Regions from separate parts of the Homo sapiens genome. Here region 2 is linked to region 1. Evidence: read pairs that join two places in POLR2A ChIA-PET (ENCODE). Cell type or tissue: Panc1. All regions are shown on one strand. Each heading gives the region's core, and the rest is flanking DNA. Links, peaks and the distances in the headings are about the cores only. Region 1 overlaps SNRPA1 (small nuclear ribonucleoprotein polypeptide A'). Region 2 holds the start of ALDH1A3 (aldehyde dehydrogenase 1 family member A3).

Evidence for each region. Peaks named below come from ENCODE experiments on the same cell type or tissue, not always from the same donor. Only the 100,000 strongest peaks of a DNase experiment are listed, where the experiment ranks them.
Region 2: POLR2A ChIA-PET joins it to region 1 with 5 read pairs; 2 of 35 experiments call an interaction of 5 or more read pairs at or near these places.

Annotation. Positions count from the first base shown.
Region 1 is chr15:101,287,330-101,290,229 of GRCh38, reverse strand. SNRPA1 (small nuclear ribonucleoprotein polypeptide A') reads left to right here. Exons shown (of 9, transcript NM_003090.4): 4 at 2,528-2,574. Among named protein-coding and RNA genes, the nearest start is that of SNRPA1, 6.5 kb to the left of the region's middle. In Panc1, for the core only: CTCF peaks have their summits at 932 and 1,148 (motif pointing left); no DNase peak of the experiment used is centred there.
Region 2 is chr15:100,877,744-100,880,643 of GRCh38, reverse strand. It overlaps ALDH1A3 (aldehyde dehydrogenase 1 family member A3), which reads right to left and starts at 813. Exons shown (of 13, transcript NM_000693.4): 1 at 638-813. The coding sequence starts at 736. It overlaps LOC124903575 (collagen alpha-1(I) chain-like), which reads left to right and starts at 841. Exons shown (of 1, transcript XM_047433433.1): 1 at 841-1,698. The coding sequence starts at 841. The coding sequence ends at 1,623. RefSeq lists an enhancer at 1-281 and a silencer at 773-892. In Panc1, for the core only: no CTCF peak of the experiment used is centred there; no DNase peak of the experiment used is centred there; H3K4me3 peaks cover 1,994 bases; H3K27ac peaks cover 1,285 bases.

The sequences.
Region 1 (2,900 bases), core at 245-2,744:
ATCCCTGAAGTTCTGTCGATTTTAGTTTTGTATATTTTGAAGTTGCCTTATTTGATACATACAAATTTTAAATTATTCATATCTTTCTGGTGAACGGAAACTTTTTATTATGTTGTGACCCTCGATCTCTATTAATGCTGTTTACCTTGAGGTTTCTTTTACCTCGAAACAATCTTTGTTTTGGTTAGTTATATGCATGATAAATCGTTTTCCATCCAAAATTTACTTTCAGCTTGTCTGTACCTCTTGTAGTTTAGATTTCTCTCTTAAAAACTGTATGGTTGAATTTTTTTTTTTTTTTTTTGAGATGGAGTGGCTGGAGTGCAGTGGCGAGATCTCGGCTCACTGCAACCTCTGCCTCCTGGGTTCAAGTGATTCTCCTGCTGCCTCAGCCTCCCGAGTAGCTGGGATTACAGGTGGGCGCCATCACATCTGGCTAATTTTTGTATTTTTTTTTTTTTTAGTAGAGACGAAGTTTCACCATGTTGGTCAGGCTGGTCTCGAACTCCTGACCTTGTGATCCACCCGCCTTGGCCTCCCAAAGTGCTGGGATTATAGGCGTGAGTCACCGCGCCCAGCTCTGGTTGGAATTTTTTACAATCCAGTCTGAAAGCTCTTTTAAGTGAATTATTTATATTTAGTCTGTTTACATTTAATGTAATTACTGGTGTGTTCCAGTTTGTCTTCTCTCTGTTCTGGGGCTTCCTGTCTGTCCCACCCGTTCTTCAATCCGTTTTCTCTCCTTTATTGTAGATGCTCTCCTTCTGTCATTCCATTTTTTCTTCTGATGGTTTAGAAATTACTCTCTTTCAATCTTGAGTTAGCATCGTAGGAATTAAAACACACATATTTATAAAAGTTTAAAATTAAATGTTAAGATCACTGTACCATGACCTTCAACATTTAATTTTAAACTTTGACACCTTTACCCTGCTAAACAATACAGTACAGTGACCTTCAACATTTCAGCAGCCTTCGGGTTGTTACATATTTATTCTTTTTTGAAGCCCATCACTACATCGCCATTACGTTTTACACTGTGTATGTAACAAATGTTACCACTTTGTTCTTTATTCCTTTTTGGATCATCTTCAGTGGGGGTAAAACAGTATCAAGCTCTAGAGCTCCCTCTGGTGGTTTTTGTGACATATTTGAAGATGGCAGCTTGCTTTTTGAGAATTTCTGGCTCTGCTCTCCCTGTTTTTATCTGTACTTTTTTTTCTCATTGTGCCTCTTGCACACACACACCCCTTCCCCACCATCTACCCAATTTGCGCCTGTTCCAGCAGTTTCTCTTCAGGGCAGGGCCGTGTTGGGACATGATTTCTATTAAGAGTGAGGGCCCAAATTGCTCTTGCCCCTGCAGCCCTTATCACAGACCCCTGTAGTCATTATTGGAACATGCTGGTCTTGGGCCTGCTTTTCTCAGTCACTGGAGTTCTCCAGTTTGTAAGACGGCTCCTCGCCTCCCCTCTGCTTCTTCCTGTACAAAGGCCGTCACCCTGCAAGCCTTGTTGCTCTCAACATGGGTTGTCTCTACTTGTTCCTATTTTAGAGTTACTGCAGAATGCCTTGCCATCTAGCTTGGTTGTAGCTGGTAACCATAGGTTTTTGTTTTTTTGCTATCCTTATTGCACTATGTTTTATGGAACAATTGGAGAAGATTAAAAATTCACCCTGCCCACTGGGCGTGGTGGCTCACGCCTGTAATCCCAGCTCTTTGGGAGGCCGAGGCAGGCAGATCACGAGGTCAGGAGATCGAGACCATCGTGGCTAATACAGTGAAACCCCGTCTCTACTAAAAATGCAAAAAAAATTAGCCGGGCATGGTGGTGGGCGCCTGTAGTCCCAGCTACTTGGGAGGCTGAGGCAGGAGAATGGCATGAATTCGGGAGGCGGAGCTTGCAGTGAGCCAAGATCACGCCACTGTACTCCAGCCTGGGCAACAGAGCGAGACTCCGTCTCAAAAAAAAAAAAAAAAAAAATCACCCTGCCTTCTTTCCATTAATTCGATCATTTTTAAGCTATACTATTCCTTGTCCCTGCAAATTTTATTTAAAGAGATTTTCAGGGGCAGCTAGGATAAATGTACCTTCTTTCAAAAGACAGTATACCTTTGTTGTTCTTAGACGCTGAAGCTGGCGCTAGCAGGAAAGCCCACTTACACCAAGATTCTGGCTTGCAGTTCCCAGTGTGAATAGGTTGCTCCAGAGTCCCATCAGCTTTGCCATTGTTTTCTTTTCCAAATCATGGCTCAGCAGCCACTTTGAGATTCCTGTAGGAAAGCAATTTCTTATCTCCTGCTATTGAGACAGAAGCTGTTAATGCCAAGATTTTAAGAAGCTCCCATGTATTCATCGGTAGAAATTATTTAAACATTTGTGATGTGCTAGTATTGGGCTTGTTGCTAGAGAGTAAAAATTCAGTAAATAATGAAAAGACAACTTGCTTCAAAAGCACTCTCCATTTCAGAATCTCAAAATAGCGTGTGGTATTCGCGTTCTTACCTGTGGCTATTGCTTGACAGGGTGATCTGGACCCTCTGGCATCTCTCAAATCGCTGACTTACCTAAGGTATGGGAATTACATATTGTGACAAAATGAAGCCCTTTAAAATAACATTACTTTTACCAGCCTTGACCTTAATGTAATCAGATAATTAAAAAATGTGGCACATATGCACCATGGAATACTATGCAGCCATAAAAAAGGATGAGTTCATGTCCTCTGTAGGGACATGGATGAAGCTGGAAACCATCATTCTCAGCAAACTATCGCAAGGACAAAAAACCAAACACCCCATGTTCTCACTCGTAGGTGAGAATTGAACAATGAGAACACTTGGACACAGGAAGGGGAACATCACACACCGGGGCCTGTTGTGGGGTGGGGAAAGGGGG
Region 2 (2,900 bases), core at 102-2,601, 410 kb after region 1:
TGTGTGTAAACACCGGGACCTCTGGGCTCCGGGGAGGTTTCGTCAGTAAGCGAGCACCTTCCTACTCCTCCTCGTTCTGCTGCTGAGCCGGGTATAAACTAAGCACGGAAGGCGCCCGCTGCGCTTTGCTCGGAGGACCCGCTTCCCCAGTCTTCCAACTGCAGCTCCGCCATCTGCCTCCCGGACTCTCTCTTGGCGCTCTCGGACCCTCCGACCCTCTCAAAGCCAGACTCGTCCACCCTGGAAATCATCGCAGGGGTTTTTGGGGAGGGAGCTCCCCAAAACCAGCGCGCTCCGAGTCAACGCGGCGCGCACCTCCACTCGCGATCAAAGCGGGCAGCGCAGGGACACGTCGGGGCCTCGCAGGGATGCGGGCGGCCCGGCCCCGCGCGGGCGCTGGACGGCCTCGGTTTCCCGGCTTCGAGGCTCACAGCGCCGAGCCCCGCCGCCTGCGATCCCGCCCGAGACGTCCCGCGAAAGGTGCGGTTTCTGGAGAGCCGCGCCCGGGCAGGGAGGCTCGGGTCTCGGCGGCGCCCGGCGGACCCCCGGCCCGCTGCTCCCTCGCCCCCGCCGCCCCGAGTCTGGCTGCCCAGCGCAGGGGCCCGCGGCCGTCGGGTGGGAGGGGCGCCCGCCTCACCTTGGTGAACTTGACCTCCAGGTTGCGGATGGGGCGCGGCAGGGCCGGCGGCTTCCTGTCCGGCTGCCCGTTTTCCACGGCCCCGTTAGCGGTGGCCATGGCTCCTCCGCGCTCCCTGGCCCGAGGCGCCCTAGTCTGCGGCGCACCGGCTCGGCCCGGACACTGCGCAGCCCGCTCCCGGGGTGGCAGCTCCCCGCCGCTTTATGCAGCGCCCCACGCCTCCCGCCCGAGGGGGCCGCCTAATTGGCTGCGGGACCGGAGGAAGGGAGGGCGGGCTGCGGGAGGGAGGAGAGGGGAGGGCGGCCGGCCCGCCTCACCCCGCCCCGCCCGCCGCCCCTGCGGGAGCCCGAGCGCCGGCGGCTCCACCCGCGTGCCGCGGACCGTCCCGGCGCCCGCGCCGCGCGCTCTCTCGCCCCGGAGGCTGCCTGTGGACGAGCTCCCCGAGGAGCCGCCGGGCCCCGGAAGTCGCAGGGCTGGGACACCCGACCCGGCAGGGAGCTGAGCCGCGGGGCCACGGCGCCCCGCTGCCTCCCCGAAGTCGGGCGGGCTCCCCGCGCGGCACATGCAGCCCACTCCCAGCCGCCGCACGGCGCGCTCGCCCGACTTCGGCCGGCTCGCGGCGCTCGGGAATGCGCGCTCTCCGCCGGGCCCTGCGCCGCGCCCGGGTCGGGGCTCCTGGCGGGGCCGCCCCGCGTCGCTGCGCACGTGCCCTGCTCTTGGGTCCAGCCGCCCGATCCCCGCTAGCAGGACAGACGCCCGCTGCGCCCCACCCTGCCCGAGCGCGGACAGCCGGCGGGCGCACCCCGGCCCAGCCGGCCTGGAGTCTCCCCGGGGCCCTGGGGCTTCGCCCGCGGTGGGGCAGAAGGCGAAAGCAAAGCGCCGGACCCGGGCGGCTCTCCGCCGAGGAGCCCTGGCGCCGCTGGGCCTCTGACCTTCGCAGGCGCACACCGCCTTCCATCCCAGAGCCCGGGGGGCAATTGATCTGATTTTTTAAATGCATAAATTATACCTCGATTAAAAAATGATAATTAAAAAAAAGCACATGAGACCTTTGCTGCTAATCGTTTTAAGAGTTTAAATTCTTGTCGCGCATTACTTCCCAGGAGGGGGAGGTAAGTCTAGCTCCTCTCCTTTTGCGATTTGGGAAACGCTCCATCAACTCCCAGGACTTGACCCAGGCCCCATCTGAGACACGGAAGCGGCTTCTGATGCATGCCATTCCTCAGGTCGCTGGAACAAAGACCGGAGGCACGGACTCCTGACAAAAGCTGTGCTTTAATCCTCAGATAGGCTCAGCCCCTTCAGTTCATCTCTTTCTGTAGGTAACCCCAAGTAATCAACAATGGGGAGGGGTCTCCTTATTTTCCTGTTTTGAGGCCTCCGTGTCCATCTCTCTGTCCCCTGGTGTCCTTCTGGATAGAGCTGGATAGAGGGGTAAGTTTTGAAGCTTTTGGAAACCCCACATCTGACCCTTACCCTGGGGTTGTGGAAAGGTCTTGTGCTGTTATGGCCTGGAGTGCACAGCTGAGGCCGGGGAAAGGGGATAATGGACCCTCGAGCGGGGCAGCCTTGACCGATATCGGCTGGCTAACACTGGCGAGTCTGAGCAATGCCAGCTCTTTCCTCAGCTGCTTCTGCAAATCCGGGGCTCCCTGCCCTCTTGGCTGGCCCCATGGCTCCCACTCAGATCTCCTGAAAACATCTGGGCAGATGTGCTATGCCACGGCCCCCGGCTGGGTGCTGAGCCCTAGCGTTTGGGTGCCTGAGCCCAAGAGGACCGTCAGGGAGTAGTGACAAACCCCTCCTGCATGGATGGAGGCCAGGGGCCCAAGGCCAGTGTGTGCAGCAGGCCCCAGGAAGCTGCAACTAGAGATGCTTTACAAACTGAACTCCCATCCTGAGACTTTATCGGGGGTCCTTGATGGTTGAAATTATGTCACTGCCAGGATTTTAAAAAAAAATCTGAAATAAAATTTATAGAGGAAACTGTGTTAATTAAATAATTGCTGGATTGATGGGGGAGGCAAATGGGGTTGAGCTTAGAACTCTGCTCCTTTAGGGAAGATAGTCGAGCCTGTTTGGTCAAAGATAGACAGTCACCACTTTGTTGGCTATGAAGTCAGGAATGAAAGCCACCTCACCTCACACTCAGACATCCTTGTGACCCGAGGCGTCTGGTCTCAGGAGCCAGTTGCAAAGATGCCGACTGGCTCACCTGCAGCTCCTCCGTTTGATACCCACGTGATCCTGGGAGCCTGAGATC